Regions from separate parts of the Mus musculus genome. Here regions 1 and 3 are each linked to region 2. A link is a loop called in an ENCODE intact Hi-C map of the cell type or tissue named here. Cell type or tissue: heart. All regions are shown on one strand. Links, peaks and the distances in the headings refer to the core of each region. The heading gives the core; the rest is flanking DNA.

Region 1 (10,776 bases), core at 1,724-9,723, 170 kb before region 2:
ACCTCAGTCTGCCGGATCCTTACCCAGCCAGAAAGGCAACCGTGGAATGCACACTCTGAAAAAGACTCATGACATTGCAAGTGAGGACGGTGCTTGAACATATTTTCTTAAAGGAATGCTCCTTCCAAACTCAGCTCCAGTTGAAGGGATAAATTACTAGATCATAATATGTTATGTACAGGTAAAAATCTGTATCCCAGTGCTAACTTTACCAATGTTTTTTGCAACTAGCTTTCTCATATTGTTTCATTAGAACCAAAATTGCAGTTAATTGTCTAAACTCCAGAGAATATTGAGAAATCAAGACAAGCTGCTTTTGATCTGCTAAACCCAGGCCTTGTAAAAATCGAAGTTTGCCATTAATATTGACAATAAAAGTGTTTCTTTTTGTTAACCTGAAACCTAACCTATCCTGGCTCAAGTCCCTTGTCTCTAAGCAAAGACTGTAGAAGAATGCAGGAAAGGCTTGGAGTGAACTGTCAGAGGTTAAAAAAAAAAAAAAATCCATCTATGCCGTGCAGCAAATAAAGTCACGTTGGGGAGTCTTCCAAGGAGTACCCTCAACATGGCAGTTAGAACTGGGAAGGAAAGGGGCTCCAGTCACAAGTCAGTCCTTCAGTCCCACAAATGATGCCTCAGAAGCTCCACGTGTTAAGCAGCCATTTCATTCCTACTTATCCTCAATCCCAGACTGCATGGCATGCTTGCTTAAATCCACTGCTAGCTAGTTCCAAAGAGTATAAATACAAAATCATAGCCATGTTCTCGTCTGAATTCTAAATGACTTGTTTACAGCTTGGAAGAAATAATTCTCTTTATAATTAACTTTTATTTGTATTATTGCGGGGTTTTTTTAATTGCTTATTTTTAAGTTCTGTGAGTGAAAGCCAGGGTCTACCTCTCAAATGCACATCCAGCACTGAAATATTTCTGTGTGTGCAATTCTTTGTGTATGTTTTATAAATCCTGTGGGATGTATTGTCTTATAACATTTTATTCTAAACTCAGGATTCTACTGCAAAGTGGCAAAGATCAGATCTATCATACTTCTTGAGACAAGTATAATAACATATATTATGTTTAATGGTATTATATATAGTATTATCCTTTGCAATGCCAGTTCACAGGACATTTTATGCTGCCTTTAGTCTGAATGAGTATTTTTAATTTACGGATACCTGTCACAGTACCAAATCCTTCTTCATCAATGAGAACTCTCCACATATTTTCCCGTTAATGCAAGAATGCAATCATGGGTTATTGAAGAAAATAGAATACCAACTGCTGGTCATAATGGATAGTAGGATTTTCCATAAAGAATCTAAGGACAAACTAGTGCTTCATTCTTCCATAAGTCTCAGGTTCAGTGACAGGGTTAAATAAAATATAAACCACAACACTTCTGGGGAGTAAAATTGGGGAAAGCAAAAGAGGGAGCAGAAAAATAGGAAAAAAATGTACAGGGACATAGGAAACCTTGACTTTGCTATTTCCTAGGCACAACTGGACTGAAGGGTTCATTTTTTTTTATCATCCTCTCCACAGCCATCCCTGCCTTTGAACCAGCCCCCCCCCCCCGCCTCCTCTGTCTGCACAGATCTGTTTTGAATGGAGAACCTGTGGCAGGGGGGTTTACTCCCCAAATGCCCCACCCTTCCCCCAAATCCAAGAAGAAATTCCTCAGAAGAAAAGAAAGCCACATAAGAGTCAAGGGCACCTTCTCCTGCCCTTCATTTTTTGAATGGGACATAAAAGTTCAATCGACCAGATTCCCTACTTTACAGCTGTCTACTTTGAAACAATTTTGTCATGTCTGTACACAAATACCCAAAAAGAAAAAGGAAAAAAAGGGCTCTCTCAGAGGGAAGCTTTGGCTGCCACTCAGCCCATAGGCCTTGTTCTGGATGTCCTAAAACATGGTGGGACTAAGTGGCTAACATGAAAAGTGACATAGTGCCTTCCCAGGAGGGAAAAGGCCTGCAGGGGATCCTGAGTGTGGCAGAAACAGTGTCTTTGGAGCAGGTGAGGCTGAGGTTTACATCTTCAGTAACAGATTCATTTTCCTGTCACCTTCTGGGTTTGGAATTCCTTTGGGGTTCTTAGCATGTTCTGGAGTTCACTTTGTTACAGGTATTTTGAGGAGTCTTCCCAATCAGTTTACTACCTCAGTTCAGGAAGGAAGGTAATAGGGGGACTTGAAAGATGATGAAGGGAATTGAGTCATAATTCCTGTAAATATAAAATGTGTGTTTATGGCCTTCTGGCCTGGTTCTTTTCAGATCCAGTTTATTTGGAGTACTCATGAGCAAAACACGAGATACAAAATTGCCCTTGCCTTTGAAATAATAAATATTTGGAAAAGATCTGTATTTCCCCTTAAAAAGAGACTGAAGTTTAAAAAAATATTTAGTTTAAAACAGAGCTTAAAAGTCATATCTCACATAGGGCAAAAAATGTTTGCAACGGGTTCCCCAGCCTTTTTCTTGCCCTTTGAGTCTTTTGAGAAAGTGGTAGTAAGAGAAAAGAGACAAATAACATGGACACAAAGTAAATGTTTGAAACTAGCCTTGCCCCTTCAGCTGAGCTTGTGATGTACAGAGCTGTAGATACACCATCAGCCTCAAAGAGGATTATGGACACAGAATCTCCAACACTCCCCTAAACCTGGGCTGCCTTCCTGTGATGATGTGCAGACCCAGGGCCACTCGGCCCTTAGCCTCCCGGGGGAGAGATAATCCTCTATGGTATTCCTCCCTAGGCACCCAGAATGGCCCACAACCAGCGTCATCACAGATCTATGGTGCTTGAGAATTCTAAATGTGTATCTTAAAGAGCAGCTCACCAGAGGGCCTGCTTGTACAGCCCAAGAGTGAGGGAGCAGGCTGACATCTAAGTTAGAAACTATACAACCACATTCTTCCACCTTCTTCCTGATCACCAAATGCCAACTTCCCTGTCACATCACCCTGTTAGTTCCCTCATAATCACCCCCTGGGGTGGGACAGACTTTCTAAACTAGGGACTAATTTAAAATAGCATCTTAGATTCAGAGTTTGCCAAAGCAGCAAGTTTACCTGGCAGTCCGAAATTACGGAAGTAAAATGTGTCAAAAGATGCTAAAAAGAAAAAAAATGAACAATTGCAGTAAGTATAACTCAGAGCCAGCCAACTACTCATGGTAGATACCACCAAAATTTACCCACTGGTCCCCTCTCTCCAGCCACCTACAGAACGCTATCCTACCACTCTAGTCTCTGGGTTTGAGTTCCTAAGATCCATGAAGCTTTAGACCCCTGGATTGTAGTAATTAACTGATAATGGTGCTGTCAGTGAGGAGTGATGGTCAGATTAGCATTTTTTACAGCCCCTTTTCTGTCCCATGTTGTCCATTTCTTTTATCACTTGTGAGGATGCTATCTGGAGCTACGAATCCATACCCCTACTTTTTGTTGTTGTTGGTGGTGGTGGTGGTGGTGGTGGTTTCAATTTTAAAAGCAGGAAGCGGGTTGGGGGGAGGCTAAAAGTAGCACCTTCTGATCCCTAAATCCTGAGGCTGCAAGTGAACAGATAGCTTCTCTATCCCCAGCCCTATCTTTCTGTGGATTCTTCTTCTATCTCCCAACGCCCTGAAAGTCTATTTCCTGAGGCAGCCAAAAAACACCTTTCCTAAGTTTTTTATCTGTGATTGGACAGGACATAATCATCTTACCCAGTCTACCTGTTCCCGAGGCCTAAATGTTTTTATAAACAAGTTTTTTTTTAATGTATCAAATGTCAGAGGCTTTAACTACCAATATTTACTGATTCAGGGTACCCCTCCTGCTGAAAATGTAAACAGAATTCTCCACCACATTACCTCTACTTCTTTAAAACCACTCTCCTTGTACCCCAAGCTGCAGACCCACCGAAGCTGGAAAGCAGAGCCCTATGTAGGTCACTTTGTTCTGCCATCAAACTCAAGCCTCTGAGCTAACCAGCAAGACTAGGTCCAGCTACTCCCCATCCTGAATTTGCTCTGTCTTAGTTGACCCTCTGCTGGGGGCTGGCCTGGAAAACTGACCCCTTGCAAACAGAAGAAAGGCCACAACCTTTAAGTTCTCCCCCTCTCCCACCACCCAGCTCTAAAGTCTTTTTTTTTCCTCCGTGAGATTACCACAGGGCAGTTAGGTCTCAGCTCGGGTACCCTGGGAGCAAGAAGATGGGCTCTCCGATTCCTTCTGATGTGGCCTTCCAGACAGAATAACAGCCAGACAGACTCTAGGGACATGGGAAGGACTGTCCATGCAGGATTCTTAACTTGGGGTTCTCTTTAATGTCTGGGACCAGAGTGCTTCTGCCTCCAAAAAGCGATGCCAACGGTGGGAGTCACTTGTGTCCCCTCTGCTTGCCTCCTCAGGTCCAAGGCCAGCTATCGGTGTGATCAAATTTACAGCCTAAGGGCTTCTGTTGACACCCTATTACACAGGGACCTTCTTCGTGTGAGTGAAAAGAAGAGATCCTCATACAGGCCAGCCGGAGGGTGGTTTTGCCTCCTTCCACTGACCGCCCCTATCCCGCGCTGCTGGGGAATCTCCTAGGTGCCCCGAGGCCCGCTAACTTACAAGTGGAGATCCATTTTCCGTTCTAATGCGTTCAAGATCGCCAAGGCAAGCAGTCTAAACATCCACGAGCCTTCCTCCCTGCCTGTCTCTTAAACGTCCGTTTAATGGCTCCCCTCCGATAACTAAACCTGCTTTCCACAGATGCCCGCTTTTATGAGGGAGGCAGGAATGCAGAGATATATTTATATGTTTGTTCATAAAAACTAGAAAATAAGCTCCGAACACGCTGTAAAAACTATTCAGTTACTTACCAAACAGGCTAGTTAAGCAGGAGGAACACGGATATTCGCCACACCACAGATTCGAGAAATCGAGGTGCCCCACTTTGAAAATCTTCGCAATCTCTGTTAGGGTTGCTGCAAATGAGTGTGGGCACAAACTGAAGGTCTCATCCGCGTTCTCTGCAAGTTGTCATCCTAACTTGGGTCATCCACTTCAGTGCCTAAGCAAACAGGCCACTGCAACTTTGCCAAAGTGTGCCGGGTCAGAGGAGCGCTGGCGCTCTAGCCTGGTCAAAGAGACTCGGCTCACTCCCAATCGCACCTTAATGGGATTCCATACCGCCACCTCCAGACTCTTGTCGCCACCACCACCCACCCCAAATCCCCTCCCCAGCCCAGCACAAAACTATAGGAGACTGTCGGCTCAGTTTTCTGCCTCGGTTACCTACAAAACACTTGAAAAGGCATAATCTGCGTTCCTTTCTCTATTCACCCCACCCCTGTAATCAGAAAAGAAAGCGAAATAATACTGTACCTGGTTTAAGATTCTTCAGTATTGGGGGGAAATATTTTAATAGCGAAGCATCTGTTAAACACTTGCATTAACCTATGGCTGATAAAAGGGTTTTTTTTTTACCCTGCCCCCCCCCGTTTTAATTATCTTATGGTTATGAGTGGACAACCAATCCTAGAAGAGGACCTCGGCAATTAGCAACGTGAACATCAAAAAGTTTTATTGCGGAGAGCGCGAGGCGCCGCCCCCGCCGCCCCGGGATTGGCGTGAGGAGCCTCTGACGACATATATTAACCCGAGCGGCCCTAAAGATGTAGCTGTACATGGAGATCTTGCTGGGAAAATCGGCTTGCTCCCCTCACCGCGTCCAGCCCAAGAGAACCGCCGCCGCTGCCACCCAGGAGCTTCCGCGGCCACTGTCTGAGCACACCCCTCCGAGAGTCCATTCGCCGCTTCCCAGCTCCGAGGTGCCTTCAAGGGCCCAAGATTCTTGTCCGGAGAGGAGAGGATCTTAGAAAATGGATGCGCTGAGACCTCTCTGCAAAGCCTCCGAGAGAGCCTGAGGAGCGAGGACGGACACGTTCCTTACAGCTTTAAAAACAAATCACACTCAAGGACCAAAACAACAACCAAATAATTTTTATTAAAACAATAAGCGCCCAAGAACCCAGATCGAGCTGGTGGGGGAGGGGAAGGGGCAGGAAGGGGGAGGGTCGCACCGAGGTAGCTCCACGCTAAGCTGCGACCCCGCCGCCTCCCGGCACAGCCGGGCCGGCTCCTGCAGCCCCAGCTTGGACTCGCCCCGGATTCCAGGTCATCTTCGGAGTCAGGAGTCCCGTGGCCGGCGTCTGCGGGACTGCCTCGCGGGAGCCGGCCGGCACTTTTGCATGAGCACCGGAGCGCTCTGCCTGGTCGCTGCAGCGGGGAACGCGGGAGCCGGCGCGCGGGCTGTAGAGCTGGGCGGGCGGCGGCGGCCAGCAAGGGCGCACCGTGCCGGGACCAGCTCGCCGCGCCCCATGGGGAGCCGGCGGCCGCGGCACAGCTGAGGCGGGCCCGGCGGGCCAGGCGCGGGCCCCGGGCTGCAGCGGCCCCCTCTGCGGCTGCAGGGCCGGCCCGGGAGCCCGGGGGTTGGGGGGTGGGGGGTGGGGAAGGCCGCCGATCGCCGAGGTCGGAGCCCGATCGGAGGGCGCGGCGGGGCTGCGCGCACGCTGGGGCGCGTGGAGGGCCACGGAAGGCGAGATGAGTCTGGTGGGGGGCTTTCCCCACCACCCCGTGGTGCACCATGAGGGCTACCCATTCGCCGCAGCCGCCGCCGCCGCTGCCGCCGCCGCCGCCAGCCGCTGCAGCCACGAGGAGAACCCCTACTTCCACGGCTGGCTTATTGGCCACCCGGAGATGTCGCCCCCCGACTACAGTATGGCCCTGTCCTACAGCCCCGAGTACGCCAGCGGTGCCGCGGGCCTGGACCACTCCCATTATGGGGGAGTGCCGCCCGGCGCCGGGCCTCCCGGCCTGGGGGGGCCGCGCCCGGTGAAGCGCCGGGGCACCGCCAACCGCAAGGAGCGGCGCAGGACTCAGAGCATCAACAGCGCCTTCGCCGAGCTGCGCGAGTGCATCCCCAACGTGCCCGCCGACACCAAACTCTCCAAGATCAAGACACTGCGCCTGGCCACCAGCTACATCGCCTACCTCATGGATCTGCTGGCCAAGGACGACCAGAACGGAGAGGCGGAGGCCTTCAAGGCGGAGATCAAGAAGACCGACGTGAAAGAGGAGAAGAGGAAGAAAGAGCTGGTCAGTACTAAGGGATCGAGGCTGGTGAGGGACTCGGGGTTCTTGGGACCGCTGTTCTGGTCTTTCCATTCAGGCTGAGAAATTGTGTGCCACATTCTTTGCGTAGGGAGCCAGGTTGTGGAGTAGGGATGGTTTCCTCAAAAGCAAGACAGGAGGATGTCAGCAGCAGAATGTCTTCCTTCGAAGTTGCAAGCTCCTCTCTCCATTTAGGACCGACCTTCCAAAATGTAGGAGCTCACCAATCTCCCAGTCACACTGGCCAGGTCCCCTCATTCTGTGTTCATTAAAGCTATCTTTGACCGCCAACCCAACTTTTCTTCTAAATATTTCTAAAATAAGTTACCTAATGACCTCTCGGTTCCAGTGACTCCACTATTGGTCGCATCCCCCATTCCAAAACCGAGGCTGCCTCTGACTCTAAGAAAACGTTATGCTCCTTCACATTGCTAGGGCACGCGGGAGGTAACGGTAAACATTAAGTACCTTTAACTTCTAGCGTACAAGTACAGCTTTAGTTTCTCTTTGGCAATAATGTTAGAGCGTAAATTCTCCCCTAAGTAATTCGCGAGTGTTTCTAAGTTTATTTGAGTGAGTTTGTGCACTTGAAGAGTAAAAGTTATGCACATTGTGGTCATTGTTATCAACTCTAACATGAAGTTATGCCGAGCCACTTAAAGTGTTCTCGGATTCCTACCAACTGCCGGTAAAGTAATGGAGTTCTGGATAGGGCATGACCAGGAAGAACCTAAGAAACAATTCCATTTGTGGAGATTTTCTCCTTTGCCGCTTGCAGCCCTTTGATTCATGCATAATGGAATGGACTTCCGAATAACCAGAGATTTCAAGGGCCCTGGAGGAGACAAACTGCTGAACTCAATGTACAGAGCTGCTGCTGGCTGGCGGGAGAAACCCAGGCCAGAGCAGAGGGGCTTTTGGATATGGGTTCGCTATTGAAACAGAGGGCAGATTAAGCGCTGGCCTCTGCTTTCTCCCCTGCAATAGCAGGAAGGGAAAAATAAGAACCTAGGCTTCACCATAGCCGGCTAGAAATCGGCCATTTGTTTATAAACTTGCTGACTGGGTCCTTGAGCATCTGGAGAGAAGGCCTCGGCGGTAACCAAAGCACTGGAAACCAGCTTAACTTTTCTGCAGGGGCCGGTACCCGCACCATCCCCCTCTTTAGGTGTTCCCTCGTACCCTAGCGCTCAGTGTCCTCTAGGCCGAGGCGAGCTAAGGTGGCTGGGACTAGGCGCTAAACCTGTCTTTCCATTTCTCTCCCTCTCGCCCCCTTTCTGTTTAGAATGAGATCTTGAAAAGCACAGTGAGCAGCAACGACAAGAAAACCAAAGGCCGGACAGGCTGGCCACAGCACGTCTGGGCCCTGGAGCTCAAGCAGTGAAGAAGAGGAGAGCAGTGAGCCGGGGGCCAAGGCGCCAGATGCAGACCCAGGACTCCCCGAAAGCCCTCGGGCTCCGTTCTGAGGACTTCTTGCAGTTGGATCATCCGGTTTATTTATGTGCAATTTCCTTCCCCTTCTTTCTGCCCGCCCCCACCCACCCACCTTTGAGCATCCGCTCCCCACCTCCCTCTCCAAAAAAAGGTGGATATTTGAAGAAAAGCATTCCATATTTTAATATGAAGAGGACACTCCCGTGTGGTAAGGGACCCCCGTCATTCTCTGTGTGTGAATGTTCCCTCTTGGCTGTGTAGACACCAGCGTTGTCCCCCGCCTCCTTACCCAACTCTTTCCAGATAAAACAAAGTGGACACTAGTGCATATGTGAAGTGTATCTTTTTAATACTCGGCCTTCGGATATAAATATTCCTGGGGGTTATAAAGTTTTATTTCAAAGCAGAAAACAGGGCCGCTAACATTTCTGTCGGGTCGGTTATCTAGTGCTGTCACATTTCAAATGTCATTGTCCCCTAGTCGAAGATGTTTCCACCAGCTTCTTGTTTTTGTGCGCTTCCGTCCTCTAAAACTAAGTGGAATTTAATTAATATTGAAGGTGTAAACATTGTAAGTATTCAATAAACCACTGCGTGTTTTTTTTACAAAAAAAAAAAACCTAATCTTTACATGGGTGATACCTCAAAAGAATTTTGAAAACAAAGCTGTTATACTTGTTTTCATAATATTTAAAATATTCAGAAGTAAACTAAATTATCATAATTGCCTCCAATTTTATTTAAAAAGAGTCAGTGGTTCTCATCCATCACTATGACCTAAGGCTCCCTAGATGAAGGAGCTGTTATTAAAGCAAACTGTCCTGGTGAAAATCCTGACCAAAGGCCTGGGCTGCTCTCCAGTCCTGTCTCTCTTCTTCTTGCCGAAGCTCCCAGGAGAATATCTGGTTGGGAGAAGTGCCTGCGCCTTGTGCAGAAGGTTTAGGTGGCCTTGTTTTATAGGTATCTATCGGAAGCCCTGTGCCTGGTGCTTCGTTTTGTGTTTGGGGAGCATTTTTTTTTCTTTCCTGTGGAGGAGGTGTGAGGAGGATCCAGGGCCTTATTACAGGCATAGGAAATAGTCTGGGGCGTTTAGTTCAAAGTAGAGGGCTTTTATCCAAGTTTTTTTTTTTTTAAGAGAGAGAAAAAAGAGAGAAGGAGGTTTTGCTAGCTGTCCAGATCGGAAGATTCTCACATGAGCAGTGGTGGTGGAGGAGGGGAGTTTTTTTGAAAGAGTCTATGATTAGGTAACAAGGAATTTTACGTCAAGTAAGAAATCGCGAACAAGACCACAGATTTAAAGGGGGGCGAGGGGTTGGGTTAGATTTACAAGGAGCTACAGGGAACTCAATATTAACTGCTCGGTGCCTGAAGTCTTCGAAGCTGCAGCTCTTGCAAGTGGCAACTAACCCCCTGAGTAGCAGCCGCCCAGAACTTCACCCTCTTCCTGGGCTTTGCTGTTCAGGGGTCCTGTACTATCCCAGAAGAAACTTCACCCCTGGCTCTAGAAAGTAAAGAAGCTGAGTGCTATTAGGAACGGGTGGAAAAGTGGAGAAGGCAAACAGTATTTGAAAGCGGCTTGTTTCATGGAGCTCCATGCATAGTAATCTGGTGTTGTAGAGCCTTGCCAAAGGGTTTCCAGCGTTAGCCATCCTTGGGGTGATATTCACACCCTGCTGCGGAGCCCAATCCCTCAAGTGTTCCCAGGGCTCACTCATAGCTTCTCTGACCCGGGTGGTCTGCAGTCAGCCAGCCTGGCCCTTCGTGGGGGGGGGGGGGGGCGGTGTGAGTGGTGTTTCGGACTTCTGCGGATGGCTGACAACAGGAGGGCCAGGGGTTAGAACAACTAGGCCAAAGCGATCTGAACTTTCTCCCCTCAGGTCAGCCGACGCTGGGCCGACCTGGTGGGCTAGGGGCTGTGTTTACAGACACTTGCCTTTGTTTATAGCGGGGGTGGGGAGCAGGGGAGGGTGGTTGCCCAGGTTTTCTGTAGCTCTCTGGATCATTGTCTGTTTGACCAAGCGGGGCTCTCTCCTTTTGCCTGCAGAGAGGCCTTCTGCTTCTTCACTTTTATCAGCTCAGAAGAAAGAGTCTGTGTTTTAGAGGTAGAAGAAAGTATCTAAGAGGGTTCTGGAATAGACAGAGATGAGTTGGGTGACAGACTTAAACGCATCTGTTATCTTCACATGAGCTTGTGTGC
Region 2 (10,776 bases), core at 1,666-9,665:
CCCCAGCATTCAGGAGGCAGAGGCAGGAGGATCTCTGAGTGTGAGGCCAATCTGGTGTGCAGAGTGAATTCCAGGGCATCCAGGGTTACACGGAGAAACAAAACAAAACAAAAACAAGAATGCTTAATTGCAAATCAAATCCACCTAGGGAAGGTGAGGGGGTCATGTCTGTCATTCCTGCTTTACCTTTAATTACTTGGAATTTGTAAGAAAAGCTTACAAAATGACCTTTATCTGAAATCTTAATACCAGTCCCAAAAAGTTTAACACAAAAACAAAGTTTCATAAAATAAACAGGCTGAAGCAGCTATAATAGTAATAACCTTTATTTAAAATATGTGTAATCTAGGAAGCTCAGTTTATGAGTTTCCAACTAATTATTAGAATCAAAAATGACAACAACATTAAAAAAAAAAAAAAAGTCAAAGTAAATCCTCGGTAGAAAAAATACACAAGAACATTTCTACATCTGAAAACCAGTAAACATTCTTTCCAGGCAGACATCTATGGGCTAGTGTGAACAGCATCTCTCCTAGTGAACACCACTGTCGGCCTTGAGATCCGATTTGTTCTTGTCGTTCCTCACTGAGTAGATGAAACATGTTAAGGTGTCTTTTTCGTTCACTGGAATAGACTTAAAGTGGCAACCAACTATCTACAAATTAAAAAAAATGGACAAATTAAAGGTTAGATGTAGCAGATGCTGTGAGCTGAGTAAGATACAACTTTGCCAAAGTGCTGTGTGACCACAAGATACTTTTAAAGATTAATCTGTCTTAACAAAATATTAACAAGCTCCAAAGCACATAAAAACAAGATATTATAAACAAAAGACAGCCTGACTTCAAAGGATCCGTTAGTCTCCACAATTAATACACTCTTTGAGTATTTTACCCCCTTTGGTCTACTTAATTAATGTGCACTTGTTATAAGTATTTTCCTTTTAAACTTTAGTTTGCAAACTACATATTCTTAAACATTAAATATTAATGAAATAAAACAAAAAAACTAATGTCCATCATATGAGGGAGGGCTTAGACTGTATTCATAGAAAAAGAGTAATATAAGGAAAAAAAATTCTTGGTAACAAACTGTACCATAAATACCATTGGTACAACTGATATTAACTCTTAAGTTTCTTGTAAATTTTTTATGAATAAAATTTAAGAATGGAAACCTCAAGGAGCTAGAAGGATGTTGGACTGTTTTCCTGTCTTTTACTGCACAGTTCTAACATGTACATCAGAATAAACAGATAAGAAACTGAGCTGCTAATACTACGCATGCTCAGACTCAAGACTGCCTTTTTCTAGAATCCACTGAACTACAACTGGTTTATAAGACCTGATTTTAAGAGCTTGAGATTTAGCCGGGCAGTGGTGTCGCACACTTTTAATCCCAGCACTTGGGAGGCAGAGGCAGGTGGGTTTCTGAGTTAGAGGCCAGCCTGGTCTACAAAGTGAGTTCCAGGACAGTCAGGGCTAAACAGAAAAAGCCTGTCTTGGAAAACAAAACAAAATAAAACAAAACAAAAAAAGAGCTTGAGATTTGAGTTCTATATTTAAATACAACTTTGTATCAATTCTTGGCTATTTGTTATAGAATAGGGATAATTACACTAGTGTCTATTATATTTTCATTATAGTAGGGAATGTCTATATATATGTACTGTGCAGCAGAAAAAGGATGATAGCTTTGAAATAAATTTAAAGAAAAATAGTTTTGTTGCCTAGGCAAGAAATATAGAAGAAAATTTGGCTAGTTAGCATACTGAATTTTAATGTTATAGAGCTTTCTAAAAAAATTCTAACTCATATTTATCATTTATTTATACACATTGGAAATGTAGGCTAACTACTAATGTCATGCTGAAGAATATAAGAACACTCACATAAATATATATGTGTTGATGCATACATACATATTTTGATCTGTCTACTCAGTGGAAATGTTTGCTTTAGATATAAAGTATAATTATTTAAATCTGTATTTTAAAAGTTCACAGATTTTTGTGGCTTTATTACTTCAACACACACACAAAACTAGCTTCCAAAACATACCAAAGGAACTGAAGTCCCATACCAAGCAAACTTTAACTTTAACATAAAGCCTTATTTTTGTTCTTTCTCTTGATGTAAAGAAAGTATCCTTTACTTAAAAACAACTACTAACAAAGGCAAGTGTATCTCAAAGTAAAATTAGAAAGCAAGGGAAATCCTGTTTCAGGGCTCACCTGCAGAAACTTTGAAAATTACATTCTAACAAATACTTGTAAGCTTATTTATTTTCCATCCCTCAATGGAAATATTCCATTTATATTCCAATCCACATGTATAGTCCATCCCTTTAAAACAAGATTCTAGAACAATGATTAAAAAATTCTCATTGCTTACTCTGAAAAATCAACATTAAAAGACACTGTATATACTCTGAATGTAATCCACTGAGCACTCACTGGAGAGCTTTCCTAGGTGGCAGATAGATGTTTCTAAACAACTACATTCCACAATACACCTATTAACTTTTACTTTACTACATGCAATATACTATTTAATATACTACATTCATCTATTTCATCATCACTTAATGATACCTTGTTGGTGTGAACAGGATTGTTTAAACAGTATAAAGCTTATTTATATATACCTCAACAAGTTGTGCTTTATTTAGACCTGGTCTGGTTGGAAGCTTGAAGTGTCTTTTGTATCTTCTAAGTGTATTTACTTGTAATTGGTACAAATCAACCTAGAAAAAAAAAATAGATGAGTTAGTTCACTCTGTTGAAAAGATATCATTGATCTGTATTATGACACTTCACACAATGACTTCATTTACACACTCAGACCTGTACTTTATTAAACAGTTCCATCTTTGGGGGATACATATTGTAAACTTCCGGAGAAACAAAAGAGGAAGTTGTATGTCAAGAGCTGTAAGAATGTCGTCTGAGATTTAATATTAGTATAAATACATCTTCACTGACTGTATATAACTTTTGAGATTTTTCAGATGCTTTAAACAGTTAAAGAAGAGCTCAAATATTTACAGAATGGTGTTGGGATTGCCAGCATGCTTATGATTTACATATAACATGGGGAAAAGCCTGCCATCTACCTCTGGAGTGTCGATGTCCTGAACAGGCGAGTCTCCCCCATCATCATCGCTTCCTTTCCTCTTCCTTCTGTTCCGAACGCTCTGAATTAAGTTCTTATGATAGTCACAAATGTAAAGATGCCTTGCCTGTAAAGGAAAAATTTTCAAAGACTGTGAGTCCAGAAAAACTGCAGCTAAGTATTAGTAAAATGCATAGGCCCAGGTGGCTGACTAAAAATCATCTTAACAGGCCACTGTTCAGAAGATGCAATGTTTCTTTCCACTATTAAAATGTTGTAACATTAGCAATCTGGCGATACTGTTAAGGAAATGGGGGAGGGGAGGAATTGGAAGCGGTGGGCGGGCGGGTAGTATCTTGGAGAAGGCAGGCAGGCAGGAAAGGAAGAAAAATTCCAATTCTCTGGGTCTTGTCATCAAATTGCAGGGAAGGTGACCTAAATAAGTTAGCTCCTGCTGATTTTAACTTAAAAGGGAGAGGTGGCATTGCCCACAAATTTGTCCTTGTATTTTCTCTAGCTTGAGAGCAGCATTATATTACTCGTAGGTACATGCTTTCTGATTGATCTGTTAGATAGTGAAATTCTACAGGTACAAAGTATGCATTTCTTTACAAATGCAACATTGAATTCATATCCTATGTTTAAATTTGAACCCTAAGGTTTCTTTTTAAGGATTAAGCGAATATATTTCTCTGTATTTTGTGTTTTCAATTAAAGCAAATTATTCATGTTCTCTTGCAAAGTTTCTCATGGACCCTACTGAGAAACCTGCCTAAACAGAATCACAAATAAACTTTTCAAAAAAATTAATTACTCGGGGATTTGAGAGCTGTATATACAGTGGACTAGGAAATACTGAGCTGATTGACACTCTCCCCCCCCCCCCTTTTAAGGCTACAATTAAAGGCCGAATGAACAGGCTTTTAAATTGACTTCTAAGCTAAGGGTAAGTTAAAAATATACAGGATGTCTGGAGGTTCTGTATCTTGTTCTTCCTTTGCCATCAGTCAGAGCTCTGAAAAGTAGCAATGGAATTCTCTGAAACCTCATAGCTGGCCAAAACAGCAGACGTGCATAAAGACAGAAAAAGAAATCCCGATGGCTGCCGAGAGGGCTGTAAAACCGCAGAGGCTTATTTGCAGCCTTGGTTCGGAGCAGCTGCCCGAAGAGCTGACACCGCAAACAACGTTTACAATCATCTATCTCCCTGTAAGGCAACTGGTGAGCTCAGCTTGCTTGTCTGTGTTCAAGAGAAAGAGAACAACGAGGAGGAAAGAAAAAAAGAAAAGACAAAAAGGAAAAAAAGAGAGAGAGAGAGAATTGTGGGGTCCAGCCAGACTCTACTTTCCCTAGAGGAGCGAAGCTGCTCCCTAGGGCAGACACCGGCTCTGGCAGCAAAACAAAGGCGCCTCCATTCCAGAAGGGACTGCCCGGCTGCGAGAAAACTACTCCGGGCCCTCGGTGCTGCGGTCCCCTTTGTTTCGTTTCCAGATCGCAGCAAAGGAGGAAGAGGGAAGCCTGGCGTGGGAGACACGCGAGGCAGCGGGAGTCCGGGCGAGGGGCGGAGGAGCCCCGCACCACTGCGCGAGCGCGCGCTGGGGAAGGTGGCCGGAGTTGCAGGGACTTTGTTTCAATCAGAGAACCACTAATCCCACCTGCAACCCAATCCCCGAGACTCGTGAACCCCGCCAACCATCCGGCGAGGCACGCAGGATAGGGCAGGGCGGTCCCTGGGCCACTTACACTCTTATCCAGCTCGATCTTCACCTTCTTCTGAGAGATGCTCTTCTGGATCCTTTTGCTGAAGCTGGCGTTGCCTGCCGCGCGCCCGCACCGCTCACCGTCCTCCCGCAAACAACAGAGTTGCCCAGGGCCGGGACCGGCCGCTCCAGGTGGCCCAGAAGCTGACACTGCACCGGCACCGGGTACCTCTGCCCCACCGCCGGCTGCGTTCCCATTCCCCGCCGAGGCGGCGGCAGCCGCAGCAGCGACCACCGCGGCCACGGCGGCGGCCGCGTCCCCGCCTCGGCTCATCTCCTCCGGAGTGAAGCCGTTCATGTCTGCCAGTTCGGGGGCGCCGGCGCCGCTACAGAGCCCCGCTCGCCGCGCCGCTCCGCCTCCTTCCCCTGGGCGGCCGTTCACTCCGCACCCCAAGTCTGGTGGCGGCACGGTCCGACGCCCAGAGTCCAGGGCCGGCCGGTCTGTCGGTGCTGGAATAGCTACCAGGTCCTGTGACTGTGATCAGGAGTGAAGTGGCGCCTAGAAAGGAGACCCCACTCACTGTCACATGGAGACTTCAGCAGTTGGACCGCAGCTCCTCCGCCTCCTTCTCAACCCCAGAACCTGCGCGAGGGAGACGCCCCTCCTCTGGCCCCGCCCCACACCTGCCGCGCGGCCCCACGGGAATGGTAGTTCTTGATCGAGGAGCTAACTTGCGCTCTGTTCTGATTACGTGCGGGACCAGCGGGACAAACTACTCATCCCAGCATGCGTCGCGTGGCGAGCCACCCCTAGTTTTTTTTTTTTTCCATTCCAAGCACCGGGCAAGTCTGACTGTGAGGTCAGGCTTTTACCGTGTTTTCTCGCCTCTATTCTCTCCTGCGAGCAAGGGCTGGTTTTAGCTCCTCTTGTTTCGCAAAGTTAGTGTTCAGACCGCCAGCTGACTCCTGGGAAGAAGCATTAATGGTGTGTGTGTGTGGGGGGGTGGGGGGTGGGGGGGGGTAGTAAGAATTAAGTGAGAAAAAGTTTACGGGCTGTTTGGTATTTATTGAAAGAAAACTCGGGATACCTAGCGCTCTTTAGGCGGAGAGTCCTTCATCTCCATCTCCATACCGCAGCTGACTTCTAGAGCGTGGCAGGTCCTTGGCATACTCGTGTGCCGACGGGTTGGCAGGCATCGGGCTGCTTGTCGCCTCTACTGCCACTTGGATTCCTTTCAAACGGATCTAAGAGGGTTTAAGACCATTTAAAGGAAGCACACTAGTATCACGTCTGCAGACTACTCATCAAAACTTAGCCCTGGCTGTAGGGGACGAGGATCGAGAAACCTCTTTTCTTGAGTCATATGCATGCGTACATGTGTGCTTGTGTGTGCCGCGGGTGTGTGTGTGGGGGGGGGGGGGGTTGCGCGCGTGCGCGCCTGGGTACGTGTTTGTGCTCGCGTAATGTGTATTTTTGCCTGTGCCTGTGGTGGGCGGGGTGGAAGAATGGGCGTGGCCATGCCAACCCTGAACCTCTGATAATTATTAGACTTAAGCTTAAGCAAAAATAATTTATTTCAAGTGGAAGAGTTTTGAGAAAGCCTGTTTTAGATTCAACCAATTCAGTGACGATTATATATATATATATATATAATCGTCACAGAGGTCATGAAAAACTTAGGCCCAAGCTTTCACACCTTTAATCCAAAGAGACAAAGCCAAGCAGATTTCATTGTTCAAGACCAGCTTGGAACAGAGCAAGTTCCAAATAGAGAAAAGTTTAAATCCAGTCATGGTAGAACATGCCTTTAATGCCAGCATTAATGATACAGAGCCACACATATCTCTGAGTTCAAGGTCAATATTCAGAGCAAGTTCCAGGACAGCTAAGCTTAGGCTGGGAAGGAGTTGGAAAACATAAAGTTGGTAATAGAATAAGAAGGGGCCACATTCCAGCCTCAGCAAGTAGCAGAACTCAGGTGCTCCGGCTATGTGGCTGGCTTTAGAGTCAAGAATAGAAGGCACCACTAGGACAATTGATGCTGGCTAGCTGGAGCTAAGAAATTAGCAGTGATTACGAAGAGATCAATACCACAGAGGTGAAATCGTCTGGGAGTTGTTTTCTGAAGGCAAAAGAAGCTGTGTTTCCGAGATACCCAAGTTTGTACCCTGTACTGCAGCTGTACTTGGTAATGTATAAGTGTCACCCAAGTGGTAGTGGTTTTGAAGGTATGAAGGGGTCATGAAGAGCAGCTGTGAGAGGCCAGGGAAGACCATTGGTGAAAGTGCAGCCTCAGTTGTTGATGGGTTAGGACTGAAGAGGTTATGCAAAGGATTTGAGGCGTGGCACCATGAAGAGAGCCTATGAGAGGTGAAACTTAGTTGCAGCTGAAGGCCCCTAACATATTGGAGATGCCAGTACCATAGAATGATCACCAAGAACAACAGCAACAGTGGAGTGGAGTCAATCTGCTACAGAGAATGCTACAGAGGGCAGAGCTGGAGAAGTGACACAAGCCCTTTGGAAGAGCCCAGAAGATCATGTGTGGATCCTAGATACTGGAACAAGAAGCGGTAATGTTTAAGTTGCCTTGGAGACTCCAAGATGTTCAAAAATGCCAGAGCCATGGGTTATCTGCTGAGGAAAGCTGCTAACAGGGAGTGGAACCAACCCAGGAGAAAGAAATTTGTTGCAGTCAACAAAGATGTAGAAGGAGTTAGAGATTTGGCTTTTTGACATCAGACTAGGAGATGCAGGCTTTGGAGTTTGCCCTGCTGGTTTCCAGTCTTGCTTTGGGGGTTACAGTTAAGTGAGTGGATGAATCTCAGAAGAGACTTTGAACTTTGGACTTTTAACATTCTTGAGACTGCTGTTGACTGTGGGGACTTTGGAATGTGGACTAAAAGCACTCTTTTATTATGCTATGTCTAGGTGTGGCCCCCATAGACTCCTTTGTTTAAATAAGCCTATGGGAGCCAGGGAGCTGACTGTATTGTTTTGTATATTCTTGACCCTGGGAGTGGCCATAGTGGGAGCCCTGGGAGTGGCCATAGTGGGAGGTGTGGCCTTGTTGGAGTAGGTGTGTCACTGTGGGCTTTTGCTTAAAGACCCTCATTCTATCTTCCTCCAGGAATTTCCTCCAGTATTTTCATAGCAACCTTCAGATGAAAGTGTAGAACTCTCAGCTCCTCCTGCATCATGACTGCCTGGGGCTGCCATGTTCCTGCCTTGATGATAATGGACTGAACCTCTAAACCTGTAAGTCAGCCACAGTTAAATGTTGTCCTTTATAAGAGTCACCTTGGTCATGGTGTCTGTTCACAGCCATAAAACCCTAAGACATCAATATTAGATTTTCTAGGCTGTATTGTTTCCCATGTCTTTTTTTTCTTTTTTTCTCCCCATCTCAGACTACAAATCAGTACACATCAGGCCTTCTATAGTGTTTTTTTGTGTGTGTATGTATGTTTCCTACGCCAATGATTGGTTTGGTTTGGTTTGGTTTGGTTTTTTGAGACAGGGTTTCTCTGTGTAGCCCTGGCTGTCCTGGAACTCACTCTGTAGACCAGGCTGGCCTTGAACTCAGAAATCCTCTGCCGCCACCACTGCCACTGCCACCACCACCACTGCTGCCACCACCACCACCCAGCTTTGTTTTGTTTATAAGTTCCCTTTGGATTCTTTTTTTTTTTTTTTTTTTTTTTTTTTTTGGTTTTTTTGTTTTTTGTTTTTTAGAGACAGGGTTTCTCCATGTAGCCTAGGCTATCCTGGAACTCACTGTATAGACCAGGCTTGCCTCGAACTCAGAAATCCACCTGCCTCTGCCTCCCAAGTGCTGGGATTAAAGCCATGCGCCACCACACCCAGCTCCCCTTTGGATTCTTTTAACCTAACCTTAGTCATACATTCTTTTGTTTAGATGTGTCTAATCTGCTCTAAAATGCACCCATAGTTTTTCTGTTTTATTATATTTCTTAATGTTATCATTCCTATTTTTTTTTCCAAATCTTAAATGTCACATTTTAGTTTTCCAGTTCTCTGATACAATTTGGAAGTTTGACATTTTCTTCAATATTCCTAGCAAGGACAGTGATTTTTTTTTAGACTATATTTATTAAGTCTGTTTCACTTGTCTTTTGTTTCTGATAGTTCTGACTTATTCCTGACTCTTCTTTCATCCACTGTCTTTGATTGCCTTTCGTTTTGTTTGAAAAAATAATTATAAAATAATTCATATTATGTTCCTACAGAGGGGCCTCATATCTCTGATGCTAAAACATCCTAGAGTAATTAATGCCTGAGGATATTTTAGCCAAGTAGGTGATACTCTGGTTCATATTCCCACTTGGGGGCTATGGTCCTTACCTCGTATTGGGTTACTACGTTAGTTACTTTGTTTGTTTGTTTATTCGTTTGTTTTATTGTGGTGCTGAGAATTGAACCCAGAGCTTTGGACATGCTAGGTGAATCTCCTACAACTGAACTACTCTCCCAGCCCAAGAAAGATGCTCCCCTTAGTGCAGACTGAAGTCCAGTCTTCTACCTGACTAGCGAATGCCCAGCTTTTGCTCTTCCTAAGTCCTTAAGTGTCAAGAGTTAGATTTGTCAACCTGATATAGATGTAGACGTACTTGGAAAGAAGGCATCTCAATTGAAGAATCAACTCCATCTGATTGGTCTATAGGCATTTCTGTGGGCCATTTTCTTGGCTGTTGATTGATAAGGGAGGGTGACAAGCGCACTTGGGGTGGTCCTATCCATGTGGAAGCGGCCTGGGCTGTATAAGAAAGGTAACTGAAGATGCTATGGGAAGTAAGCCAAGAAGCAGTGTTTCTCTGTGGTCTGGGCTTCCCTTGGTGATGGACTGTACTGTGCAAGCGAGATAAACCGGTTCTTTCCCTGAGCTGCTTCTGGTCATGGTGGTTATCAAAACAGAGAAATAACTGCTTCACCTGCCTGTACTAGTACTGTATATATTAAAGTAGTGCATACATTTTGAAACAACCCATGGTTTAACCTGTTGCTAAGCTATATCTGTGGCTTCTTCCACAATTTTGGTCTCACCAATATGTAGTCATCTAATGCTGGCATTTGCTCTGGGTGGAAAATTATTTGTGGCTATCATGATACAATAACATTAATTTAAAAGAAAATTATTGTGACTTAAAGTCCCTGGGACCCCAAATTAAATACACAAACCCAAAGATTTGGTTGGAAGCCATATGTGAGTGAGAACAGTGCTTGTCTTTCGGGGTCTGGGTCTCTTCACTTAGTGTAGCATTGCCCAGTTCGCTCCCTCTGCCTGCAAATTTCATGAGTTTATTTTTCTTTACAGCTGACTGAGATTCCATTGTATACAAGCACCACATTTTCATTAGCGATCATCAGTTGAAAAATGGTTTCCACCACCTAGTAGCTAAGGGAACATGGGTGACCATGTGGTCTCTACTGCAGGAAATAGAGTCCTTTGGGTATATGCCCAGGGGTAATATATCTGGGCCATATGGTAGACCTACTTCTCGTTTTGTTTTGTTTTTTTTGAGGACCCTCCCCACTGATCTCCATAGTGGCTGCACAGTTCTCACCAACAGTACATAAAGGGTCCCATTTCTTCACATTCTTCCCAGCATGTGCTGTTCTTTGTTGGTGTTTTTGTTTTGTTTTTTTCCGAGACAGGGTTTCTCTGTGTAGCCCTGGCTGTCCTGGAACTCACTCTGTAGACCAGGCTGGCCTTGAACTCAGAAATCTGCCTCCCTCTGCCTCCCAAGTGCTGGGATTAAAGGTGTGTGCCACCATGCCCTGCTTGTTTTCTTATTTTTAAACATTCTGACTGGACTAAGATGAAATCTCAAAGGAGCTTTCATTTATATTACTAGGGCTAAGGATAATGACTGCTTTGAAAAGTATTTCTTATCCATTTGCTGTTCCTCTTTTGAGAACTATGTTCAAAAAACCCTGGATT
Region 3 (10,776 bases), core at 1,046-9,045, 150 kb before region 2:
TTCACTTCTCTTGTGACTGCACCTCTGCACCTGCTTTAGAGCCTAATAGATCTAGTGACAGCTGCCCAGCTGGTGACACTTCTTGAGCAGGACAGGCGACTAGCGCGGTAGCTTTGTCCTCTGTTCTGTTGCGGCGTCTCGAGCAGAGAAAGGAGATCTGTGTGTGATACCTAGATGCTCACGCCCTCTGACCCTGACGAGCTGTTGGCTGGCAGGACAGGTGCTGTGATGAACTCAGTATCTGAGCTGTCCAGGATGGAGATTTGTGTTTCCCAGAGAACTAACAAACTTACAAACCCACCCATATTTCATGAAAACCTCCAAAAATTCCGATTGGCCAGGCCAGGGACTTCATTTCAGAGCTTGGAATTCTTAAAACTTCTGCAGAAAATTCTAGAAACACTGCCTGAGGCCACACCAACCACCACAATTGGTACAGAATTTTAGGAATGTTTTTCTTGAGCCACCAAAACTACTGTCTTATGTGGGTAAGGGTGACACTATCAAATATGAAGAAAGAATAGGCCAAGGCCTCCATTTTTAAAGTCTATACCCTTCAAGAGAGAATTGGACATATCCCTGATCAATTTACCTTGATCAAAGATAGATGCCTTGCAGCAGCCTGGGGTTTATTTTCTCATGTACCAAACAGGGCAAACTGCCTGTTCAGTCAGAGGCTACACTGTATTGAGAGATAAAGAAGGTGGCCTTTCTTTGAGGGAATAGACAAATAATGTCAAATTCCATGTAAGGGAACCGAGAATATTAAAACAAGCCCGGGAATCAAGAATTCCCAAGAGTTCTTCACAACCACCCGAAGCAAGTCTACGGAACAAACTCCTCCTGCCTTCTTGTGATCTAGACTAGGAAGGGGCCATTCCCTCTAAGTCAGAGAAAAATGTCACCCTGAGTGTCCCATTTCCATTCATTTCTATCCTCTGCAAATGGGGAAAACAATCAAGTGTATGGTCTGAAGAGCTGATCCTTGGTGATGTCAGGACTCTGGCCTGGCTGAGAAGCAAAGGAAATAAAAGCAGGGAGCCTGGTTGGTTGGTTTGTTTGTTTGTTTTGTTTTGTTTAATAGTGTTGCCAGGTGGGTTCTTCATGGTCTGCCTTAATGTTGGAATCTGGTTAGCTCAGACAATCAATTTCTCAACCAGGTCACTCAAAACCACAAAGATCCACACTATGCTGACCTACAGTATTTTCTTGCTCCGGGTAGAAATTATATGAGAGTGGAGTCAATTTAGATGGTCCACTGGCCCAGGGATTCTCCCTGTATGTCCCCAACCAAAGAAGCTAGATTCGTAGGAAGCTGAGCCTTTCTGATAATGATCATGGAGTAGTAGACAATTCTAGCCTCCAACCAATGCCTCAGTTGCTTTCTTGAGTAGTTTTTGTTTTCCAAAGTGTGTCTGACAGGACCTTGGTAAGAAAGTACAGACTTACCCAGAAACTCTCTATTTAGACTAAGTATCGAAACATGACAATCCCCTTGCCTCTGACTTCCAAATGCTGGGATTAAGGGCACATACCATTATACTCAACTTCAAATAATATTTTTAATACACAACCCATTGGATCCAACTAACCTAATGCTTCTCTTATGACTAAATGGAGTCTTTCAAAATATAATTCCCTTACATAATACCAAGCCATCTTTCAAGCATTGGTGACCAATAACCGAAGTCATGGAGACCTGCAGAAACATATTATTTGTTCCCATGATGTTTGCTGCTCAGCCAGTTAAAAGTCACTTAAAACAAACAATGCACTTACTCAAGGCCAGAGTGTTCAATCTTCATCAAACGTATTGCCTAGAGGAGGCCAGAAAAGATAGTATTCTAACCCAAGATGATGGTAAACCCTCCTTTCTGAAAAGACAGGAATGATGGTCATCCACCGGGGCCTTCTTTTTAAGATAGATTGTTATTGTTGCTTGGCACAGACATTTTTGTCTTTGGGATAAAACAGAAATGCTCTCTCTCTCTCTCTCTCTCTCTCTCTCTCTCTCTCTCTCTCTCTCTCTCTGTGTGTGTGTGTGTGTGTGTGTGTGTCTGTGTCTGTGTGTCTGTGTGTGTGTGTGTCTGTGTGTGTCTGTGTCTGTGTCTCTGTTGCTTGTGGCTTTAGTTTTAAAGAAAAAACCCTGGAAACAAAAATCTAAGTTTGTAGTAGTAGTTGGGAAGGGAAACTAATGCGGTTTTAATGGGGGGTGGAGATGGTCAGACCGCCTGACCATCGCCTTCCCTTGAAAATCTGGTTTTCATATTCTCGCTCAGTAATCACCCAAAGCCATAACTGTCTCTGAAATTATTCATTAAAGTCATTTTCAGGGATTCTCACAGGATGACTCTTACGTTTATGATCTGAGAGCAATGACATCAGCCTCTGTCTTTTTTCCGCTTTTAATTAATGCTCTGGAAAGACAGGGTTGGGGGAGGTTGTGAGCCTGGGGAGGGGGCGGGAGGGGTGGAACTCTTAGGCCTCTCTGCTTTGGCGCGGTCAGCTGAGCGCCGGCGCGCAGACATCCTTTGATTAAGGAGGGTATTTCGAGGAGTGCAGGCTGTGCAGAAGATCACGGCTGTGCCCTGTGGTGCTGTCAGCAGTGACAGATCCCAGATGGGGCCCGCTACTGTATGGCAGATTGAGTTTCTCAACAGAAAACTCACCCTTCCTCCTAAACGTCTTCAAAAACCTTCTCCGGATACTCCATTCATCCAGGTCGTGTCGTCTGAAATAGAAACAGTCCAATCCCAAAGTTGGTTTTGTGTGCGTGTGTGTATGCTGGGTTTATCTCCACCACCATCCCCTCCCTTCCTCTTCTCTCTGCACTGTCTCTCCTTTGTGCATCTTGGACTCCTGAAGGCCACTCAGAGCATAGATGCGGTGAGTGGGGGGGCGGGGGGGAGTGTCCCTGTTTACCAGGCTCAGGGCACCAAGTGGTGGAACCAGCACTGAGGTCCCCCCACATGCACCCGGAAAGCAAGGCAATCCTGTGGGTAGAGAGATGCGGGCTAAGGCAGTGGGTCGCTAGGGGAATTCAAGGTGGACCCAATGAGTCACACACTCTGGAGAGGAAAAGCTGGGGGCGGGGAGGGCGGGAGATAAAGGAAGAAACTGAAGGCGCCTTGTCTCGACTCCAGCCAGCTTAGTTCTTTGGAGAAGCAGTGTGGAGTCCTAAAAAAGGAGGCTGAGTCTTACCGTTGAGGTCGGTGCCGGTAGAGAATGGGAGGGAGTCTGCAGGAGCCAAGCACCCTAAAGAAGAGGAAGAGAGCACGTTGCTGAGATTTGAACAGCGACCTGAGAGGTCAGACTGGACCCAGGCCTCCTCAAGGTGAGAGGGGACGACGGGTGGAAGCCCAAGTTTCTACACAATACTCCCCCAGCAAATCGTATTGTAGAAATAGGAACTTATTGCAAACTGTTCTTTAAAAGTAGTTTCAGAAATGTTCCAAACCTTTGCTCTGCAGAAGCAACGGAGATGGAGATTCTTCCCTTTTCCCGGCCCTTCGGTCCTTCTCCGGAAGAGCTACTCTGGCCAGCTCTGGGCTAGGGGCAGTGGCCGAAGAGAAGGGGAAAGTAAGGTTGAGAGCACTGGATTCGAGCCCAGCAGAGAGCGGTTTCTAGGCCCCACCCACCCTCCCCCCAAGGTTTTCTTAAAAGTGAATCTTGGCGTGGTTTTTGCAGACCAAACATCAGAAACCCGGGAGAGGAATCTAGAGAGTGCATTTTGTTCTGTTTTGCTTTAATAATAAGTAGTGTGCCTTGTTAAACACCCTATTACCCCCGCCCCCTTCTCCCACAACCTCTCTGGAGAAGAGTCTTTCCGGAGCGCCTAGAAACCTAAAAATAACACGCCACGCTGAAGGTCCGGAGAAGCCACCGGCCACCTCTACAGAGTGGGGATGCTGCCCGTGAAAGGTCATCACTTTCTTCACCCCGACAACCTGACAACAAAGCCCAAGCAGTTGATCCTTTCCTTCCTTTGAGCCCAGGATCCAAGCCCGAAATAGATGGGGAGGCCCCAACCCTACAGCCATGAGGAAAAAGTGGTTCCTCGGTGACCACCGTGGCCACCGTGGCCACCGTGACTATCTTTCGAGTTAGAGCCTTTGGTCAAGTCTAGATGTCACACTTTAAATGCCTTCCAATGTTCCCCTTCTCGAGTCTAATTTTTGCAAAGAAATGAGATGGGACCATCAGACTCTGCCTATGTTGCTGCCATCTGGTGTGCGAGCAGTCTCCAGCTTGTGCTCCAGCTTGTGCTGAGAAGCACGGCTGCAGTACCTTAGGGGTAAACCTATGATGCCAACCCCACTCACCTCCGCCAATGTAAGTTCTTCCTCCCCTCCCCTGACAATTCCAGCCTCGATTATCGGGTTAAAAAAAATCGAAAAAACTCTTTATATAAAAACAAAACACGCTGAATTTCAAAACGACCGCTCACCTCCTCTACAAGACAGCTTTTGTTTTCTTTGGCCGTGGTGGATGAAAGGAGTTTATTTTGATTTTGTTTTCTTGTACCCACATGTCTTGTAAAAAGGTTCCTGTGCACGGGCCTGCCTCCCCCACCCCATGACCGCGGGGGCCTTGCTTCCAGACTTCGGTCCCCACCACTTGGGTTTTAAGCCCTCGCCTGGAGCCGAGGTGTAATTGTGACCCGCCCTAGCTCCGATCCTCCCGGGGATGTGGTTGGCCTGGCCAGACTGAGGCCGGGACCTCCCAAGTGGCGGCCTAGGCTCTCGAGAGCTTCGAAGTCCGTGCCTCGCAGCCTCCTCCCCCTTTCTTTCCTCTGCGGACCTTGCTAGCTTTTTCTCTTGGCTCTGTACTTTGCTCACCTCCCAGCTCAGAAAGGGTAAATCTTTTCTCTCTTTCTGTTTGCTTTATTTTTGTTTCTTTCCCCTGTCAGGCATCTTATTAGGGCTCGCTTAGTCGCCTTCTCATTGAAACCCCAGGTCCAGAGAAGCTAACAACCTTGATGGAAATCTGGGGCAAAGAACTGGGAGCCTCTAGCCGGCCCCCTCCGCGCCGCGGCGCAGTCGGATCCCGGAGCGCTTCTGCATAGCGTCAGCGCGCCGGGTAATTTACCTTTCCTGCGCGTCTGTCAATATGACTAATTTCCACCCGGGTCAAAAAGCCTTTCTCCGGCAGTCCATCTTGGAGCGCTCTCTTAACGCGGTAGACGGGGGTGGTTGTTTTGTTTCCACCCTAGAAATAAATACTCTTGGGGCGTCTCTGCCCGGGCAACCCTGAGAGGAGCAGGCGAATATACACCATGTCAATTAAAAGCAGTTTGCCTTGAACTACGAACTGTGATTGGGTTTCAACGACAGCGACTTGCTGGCCTTTTTAATACACATTACCTAACTCGTCCTTGATTCCAACGCTTTCTTTAGAAACATATTTTTTTTCCCAAGAAGAAAGTAATTATTGCTCCAATTCTTCTCCATTGGGTGCAATTCCCTAGTGAAACAGGGTCACAATTCAGGGTGTGTTTTAAACATCGGATATGATTGCTAATCTGACCTAGACTATATATCATCCAGGCGATGTTTTACAATAATTTTTAAACTGCTACCGACCTCTAACTGCGAACCCGTGCTGTGGAGGCCTCCAATGGAAGGCTGGATGATTCTCCAGTGACAGACTCAGGCTTCTACAGGCTGAAACAAAGGAATGGGAGACAAGGACACTCATAGTTGGGGACACCCACTTAGGTCCCTTCAGCTCTGAAATATTTTACTTCACTGATACAGGTGTAACTGGGACTGAAAAGTCTTCAACAGTAAGAACACAACTAATAAAATTTAACAATTTAACAAACTTGAACACACACACACACACACACACACACACACACACACACACGACTTGGGGAATTTCAGGAGAACCTGAAAACTAGGAAGGGAGGCCTCTGCCAGGAGAGGTGGCACACCCTGCACCAGGATGCTACCTAGTTGCTACCTAGTGCTCAAACTACAAGCATTCCTTAACCATCACACCTGTCTCTGGTGATATCTCTCTCTCTCTCTCTCTCTCTCTCTCTCTCTCTTTCTCTCTCTCTCTCTCTCTGTCTCACACACACACACACACACACACACACACACACCTTTCCCTCTCTCATCTGCTGGAGCATTTATAGCCTAATGAAAGTATATCCTTTAGGAAAAAGACTGTCTATAAAACGTGAAATATGGAGAACCCGATAGGATAGTCCCACCCAGGGTCTGGCCTGATCCTGGAGGGATTTTTTTTTTAAGCACACACACCCTGTATTCTTCTGTTGCTTTCATAATCGCGCTGTTACTTTTACCAAAGTATGAAAAAAGATTAGTGACCTCTGTTTACTCCCCGTGGGAGGGGATTTCAGCCTGAAGACTTATCTTTATTTGTAGGGAAGGCATTCTTTAGTGGGGAAAGGAGTTTTTTCATCATCCTTTGTCATCTTTGAAAAGCCCTGGCACCATATGTTCCAACAGCTGGGGAAAACCAAGAGCTCCCTCAATTCCCCCTTCCTTCCCTTCCTACCTCAACTGCTCCCCTCTATTGCTACCTTTTGGGATCTCAGACACATACATTCTCCTGATCACTGTATGAAATTCCTCCCAGTGTCCTCTAGAAATCATGTAAGCACCTGTTTTGTGGGGGAAAAAACAACCCAATTTTATGTCTGGGACAGGATCTACTGATTTACAGAAATGGACAGAGCAGGAGTTTATTCCCTGTTTGTTTGTTTTTTTCCCCCGCGTACTGTATCTTTAACTAGGACGGTTTCTTTTTAAGTCCCTTTCATTTTGCAGTTTGACCTTTGCCACTAGAGCAGTTCAGGTTGTTTACTAGCCAGGACTATACAACATGAAAAACTTTTGGAGACATAAACATCAGAGTGAGCTGCAGGGCCAGTGTCCTTAGCAGAGTGGGTTTGTTTATTTGCATGCTCTTGAGGACCACAGCAGTTCTAAATTAAAATATCTTGGGCATGGGCGCACTCTTTAATTACCTGGAAGTAATGAAAGTGAATGGTTATCCAGTCCCAAGCATTTAGTTGGTTCCTTTGATTTCGGAATTTCACCCTTAGTTTTGACGGCTTTTATTCTTCTTTTTAAAAATTTAGCTTTGAGCCAGGCATGGTGAGAAGCCTACAATCCAAGCACATGAAAAGTGGATTCAGGAGAATTCCCAAAGGTTGCCTGTCAGGTCACAGCAAGTTCCAGACCAGCCAGGACTGTATAGCAAAGCGCTGTCTCTGAACACACACACACACACACACACACACACACACACACACACACACACACACACACACACACACATTTAGAGCATTATGTCTTCCTTCCCAAGAAGTAGTTGCCCAACTTTTACCCCTTCAGAGTTCTGGCAGAGAGGTAAAGTGTGCTGCCCATTCGGAGCGGTACAACTGGGTGCTGGTTCTCTGAGAGGAAGCCCTTTCTAAGGCAAGGCTCTTCAAAAACATTTTTTTTCATTACAAAACATCTGTTAAAGACTGTCTTTCCAGTTATATTGTACTCGAATTATAGGCTTCTCACCGTGCCTGACTCAAACCTAAATTTTAATGTAGTCTTTCCCTGTGGCACTAAAGACTCGCAATCCTTCAAGCCTGCCCTCCCAGTATCTTAACTGGAGCTGCAAGTGGCTTTAAACAGGCTGGTCCCCTGTTTGGAGACATCAGAGATTATGCATTTTTGTCCCATCTAAAAAATTTTTTTCTCATAAAAGTAGCATTTTTCTGGTCAGATTTTCAATTTAGAACCCATTAAACAAACAAACAAACAGACGTGTGTTATATGTTTTTAGTTCCTAGAGTCTACTCAGATAACAACTAGTCTTCAGTATATGATAAGTGCCAAATATGCTACTGTATGTCCCCAGGAGATGTCCTTACTTGATTTTGTTGGTTTGTACAGAAAGGATCCACCCCAGTGATCCAGATTGACTGTGATCTAAACTTACATTTCTCCTATGACTATCTCCCATGTGCTGGGATTGCATTTCTGCACAATCTTAGCAGATACATTTAATGAAATCCATTTAATATGTGAGATGCATTTAATGAAAAGGCATGATGTTCTTGTGCATCAAAAACATATACAAGATACGCAGGCAAAAATTCTTTCCGGCTATTTTTTTCCACCATTGTTCATTGCTTGTGAATCTTCTCTGAGATTTCTAATACATGGAGGAGCCAAAAAGAGTGTCATTTCTATGGTTCTAGCACTGAAAAATCTCCCTCCTCAGCTAATGGAAGTAGATGGGGGTGGAGGAGATCTTTGGAGGCTTGGAAGAGGCTCACAGAAAATACAGTCTAGTCATGGTATCAGATTATATCTGGATTGTAATCTAAATTTTACAGCGCAAGGGTATATGCAGAACAATTGATCACACACCATGTTGGACTGTCTTTGCTCTGTGAGTGGTGCTAAACAGCAAGGAAAGAGAGACAGGCACAACGAGAAAGACAGAGACTGTTAAAGCCTGTCTAGAGTTGTGGACATGGCTTTTTGTATTTTAGTGTGGCCCTCTCTCCAACTCAAATGAATTTTGTTTTGGGGTTGTTTTGGGTGCTTAGGATTAAGTCTCAGGCCTTGCACAAGCTGAGTATTCCCTTTCCCAACAATCTATCCCTTCATCCCTCCAAATTGGAAACAGCTAAATTGCTACACATCAAATAAGCCATGAATAAATTCTCTCTTATTATAAAAGAGTTTTTACAATGTTCTCATCTGCAGTTAATTTGCACAGGTTATAAATGGGTAGGCAAAGGATTAGATGATACATATTCACTATAAAATAATCAAGATAAATTCAGCAATGTAATAACCAGGCAAACTTTCAGGAGTTTTACTATTTACAACTTAACAGAAGTTGATGAGCTAGAATGATCAGTAGTAAGGGTGGTAAAGTCCTGGCCCAGTGTGCCTGAGTCCCTGCATCGCCAGGGACATCTAGCCCCATACACACAACACTTGAAAGGAAGATAAAGCAGAGGTGATTAGTTTTTATTAAAAGTAAGGAAAATGCTCTTGTCTCTCTTAAGGTCCTCTTTTGCAGAACAACATTTTCATCTACATCTATGTGGTCTTGGGAAAAGTTTAAGGGTCTTAGCTCCTGAATCTAACCTAGATGGTGGCTTATCTTTACTGTTGTCTAGTTGAGAGATGGAGATGAAGACATATTTTTTGAGAGAGAGAGAGAGAGAGAGAGAGAGAGAGAGAGAGAGAGAGAGAGAGAGAGAGAGAGAGAAAAGCACGTCACGGGTAGAAAACATTGCAAGAGATGAAGTTGTCCTGTATCCTGGATGTGGTTTGACTTTCAGTACTGCATCAGAATTATAGTGAAGTTGACTCCAGCCCTTGCCCTTCTTCATTGGACCATCTTCTACACGTTGATATTGGAAACAGTTTCAGTCCGTGGGAAGATTTTAGCCATGGAGGGAGGGGGCTGCTAAGTATCTACCCATTTAATAGTAACAAAAATGTGTCTGTTTTCACTTTGGACTGTCCCCCAACCCTGCCTAACAAAAGCACACAGAATTAATAACAACAAAGGTTTGTGTTTCCTTTAGGTTTTTAGGTTTTTGCCTGTTGCTCTTAGGGATCCAGGGGCAGAGTTTTGCCTTAGGTGCTGAAGGTAAGCTATCTAGTAAAGTGGACTGGATTTCAGATCATGTATTGTGTCCAACTGATGCCTTGGTGGGACCAAAGGGCATTTGGTGGTGAAAGGGACCCCAAACCTTCTGCCCCCTGAAGCCCCAAAGCTGTTCATCAGACTAGATGCCAAAGAACCATGTCACTCTAATTAACGTGTATGTTGGCCAGCATCTTGGCCAGTTTTATGAGGTTTCACTGGCAGGGTCAGAGGGTCTGATGCTAGTCTTCTCATGAGGATTAAGGATTCTAATGAATCATGTGACTGTGACTAGACCTGGATGACAGCTGTCCTTAGGAGACTTACTTACCCACCCCCACCCTCAGGCTTTACACCCTGGAGGTCTCTCTTTCTAGTCCCAGAAGGGAGGTCTGGTCTTTAAGGACCAACCAAAGAGGATGCTCTCCAAATTTGTTCTCTTCTGCATCTTGGCACAGACTGTTACAAATGTTATATATACACAAAAGTATATTGTACATTTCTGAACACCTGCACTTCTGTGCATATATACATATAGACTACAGAAGAAAAGAATTAAATTCAGCGGTAGGTGTGGACTTGCAGATTTCATCTGGTCTAGCCACATCTATCCATATGATAGGTTTGAAGATGGTCCTAGTTCTAGACCATCAAGTCTCATTAATTAGTGGAGATGAGAGTGGTGGGTTCCTCTTCCTTCTGTGGGTAGTTATTTCCAGGGAACTCTTGTTTATTAAAGATAAATAAAAAGGATGTTTCAACAGGAACTGTTTTAAGGGGGAGGCAGAACAGAGAATTAGGTGGGAAGATGGAAATGCAGTAGGGGTCAGATGACTGAGCATCCCTATCTCCACCATTTCCTGAACTCTTTATTCTCTTCCAAGACAGCTGCTGGAGCCTGTTGCTTTTTCACACCACAGATACTTCATGCTGCCTAATATTCTACCGAGCCAGCCTAGGGGACTTGGATCTGTCTCGCCTGGGGCTAAGAGAATAGTTTCTCTAAGAAGAAAACAGTTCTAATTCAAAGATGCTGGATCTGGCTTCCTTTAAAGCCTGAAGTCGCTGAAGTGGCCATAGAACTATGGGGTCCAGAGGACTGCCAGTCTCAGCCAGCCTTTAGGCTGGAGA

The links. Hi-C counts contacts between places; a loop is a spot of excess contacts. Peaks named below come from ENCODE experiments on the same cell type or tissue, not always from the same donor. Only the 100,000 strongest peaks of a DNase experiment are listed, where the experiment ranks them.
Region 1: a loop joins it to region 2, with 2.6 times the contacts of the local background. A loop is called at or near these places in 4 of 42 quality-filtered maps.
Region 3: it touches region 2 in a loop (3.0-fold over the local background); 4 of 42 quality-filtered maps call a loop at or near these places.

The regions. Positions count from the first base shown.
Region 1 is chr8:57,315,332-57,326,107 of GRCm38, forward strand. Hand2 (heart and neural crest derivatives expressed 2) reads left to right here and starts at 5,652. Exons shown (of 2, transcript NM_010402.4): 1 at 5,652-7,130; 2 at 8,431-9,186. The coding sequence starts at 6,576. The coding sequence ends at 8,529. It overlaps Hand2os1 (Hand2, opposite strand 1), which reads right to left and starts at 5,528. Exons shown (of 6, transcript NR_154048.1): 1 at 5,358-5,528; 2 at 4,853-4,957. In heart, for the core only: no CTCF peak of the experiment used is centred there; DNase peaks (open chromatin) are centred at 5,100, 5,630, 6,160 and 6,810; H3K4me3 peaks cover 8,000 bases; H3K27ac peaks cover 8,000 bases.
Region 2 is chr8:57,482,396-57,493,171 of GRCm38, forward strand. It overlaps Sap30 (sin3 associated polypeptide), which reads right to left and starts at 5,465. Exons shown (of 4, transcript NM_021788.2): 1 at 4,857-5,465; 2 at 3,115-3,240; 3 at 2,647-2,745; 4 at 307-655. The coding sequence starts at 5,171. The coding sequence ends at 533. It overlaps 2500002B13Rik (RIKEN cDNA 2500002B13 gene), which reads left to right and starts at 5,568. Exons shown (of 4, transcript NR_126553.1): 1 at 5,568-5,798; 2 at 7,945-8,072. In heart, for the core only: no CTCF peak of the experiment used is centred there; DNase peaks (open chromatin) are centred at 4,726, 5,516, 6,016 and 6,276; H3K4me3 peaks cover 3,603 bases; H3K27ac peaks cover 3,776 bases.
Region 3 is chr8:57,329,300-57,340,075 of GRCm38, forward strand. It overlaps Gm34030 (a long non-coding RNA gene), which reads right to left and starts at 5,841. Exons shown (of 4, transcript XR_378998.4): 1 at 5,089-5,841; 2 at 3,458-3,549; 3 at 3,202-3,255; 4 at 2,392-2,731. It overlaps Hdnr (Hand2 downstream lncRNA), which reads left to right and starts at 3,136. Exons shown (of 3, transcript NR_131041.1): 1 at 3,136-3,334. RefSeq lists an enhancer at 3,829-5,592. In heart, for the core only: a CTCF peak has its summit at 4,231 (motif pointing left); DNase peaks (open chromatin) are centred at 2,632, 3,082, 3,842, 4,662 and 2 weaker places; H3K4me3 peaks cover 5,340 bases; H3K27ac peaks cover 6,618 bases.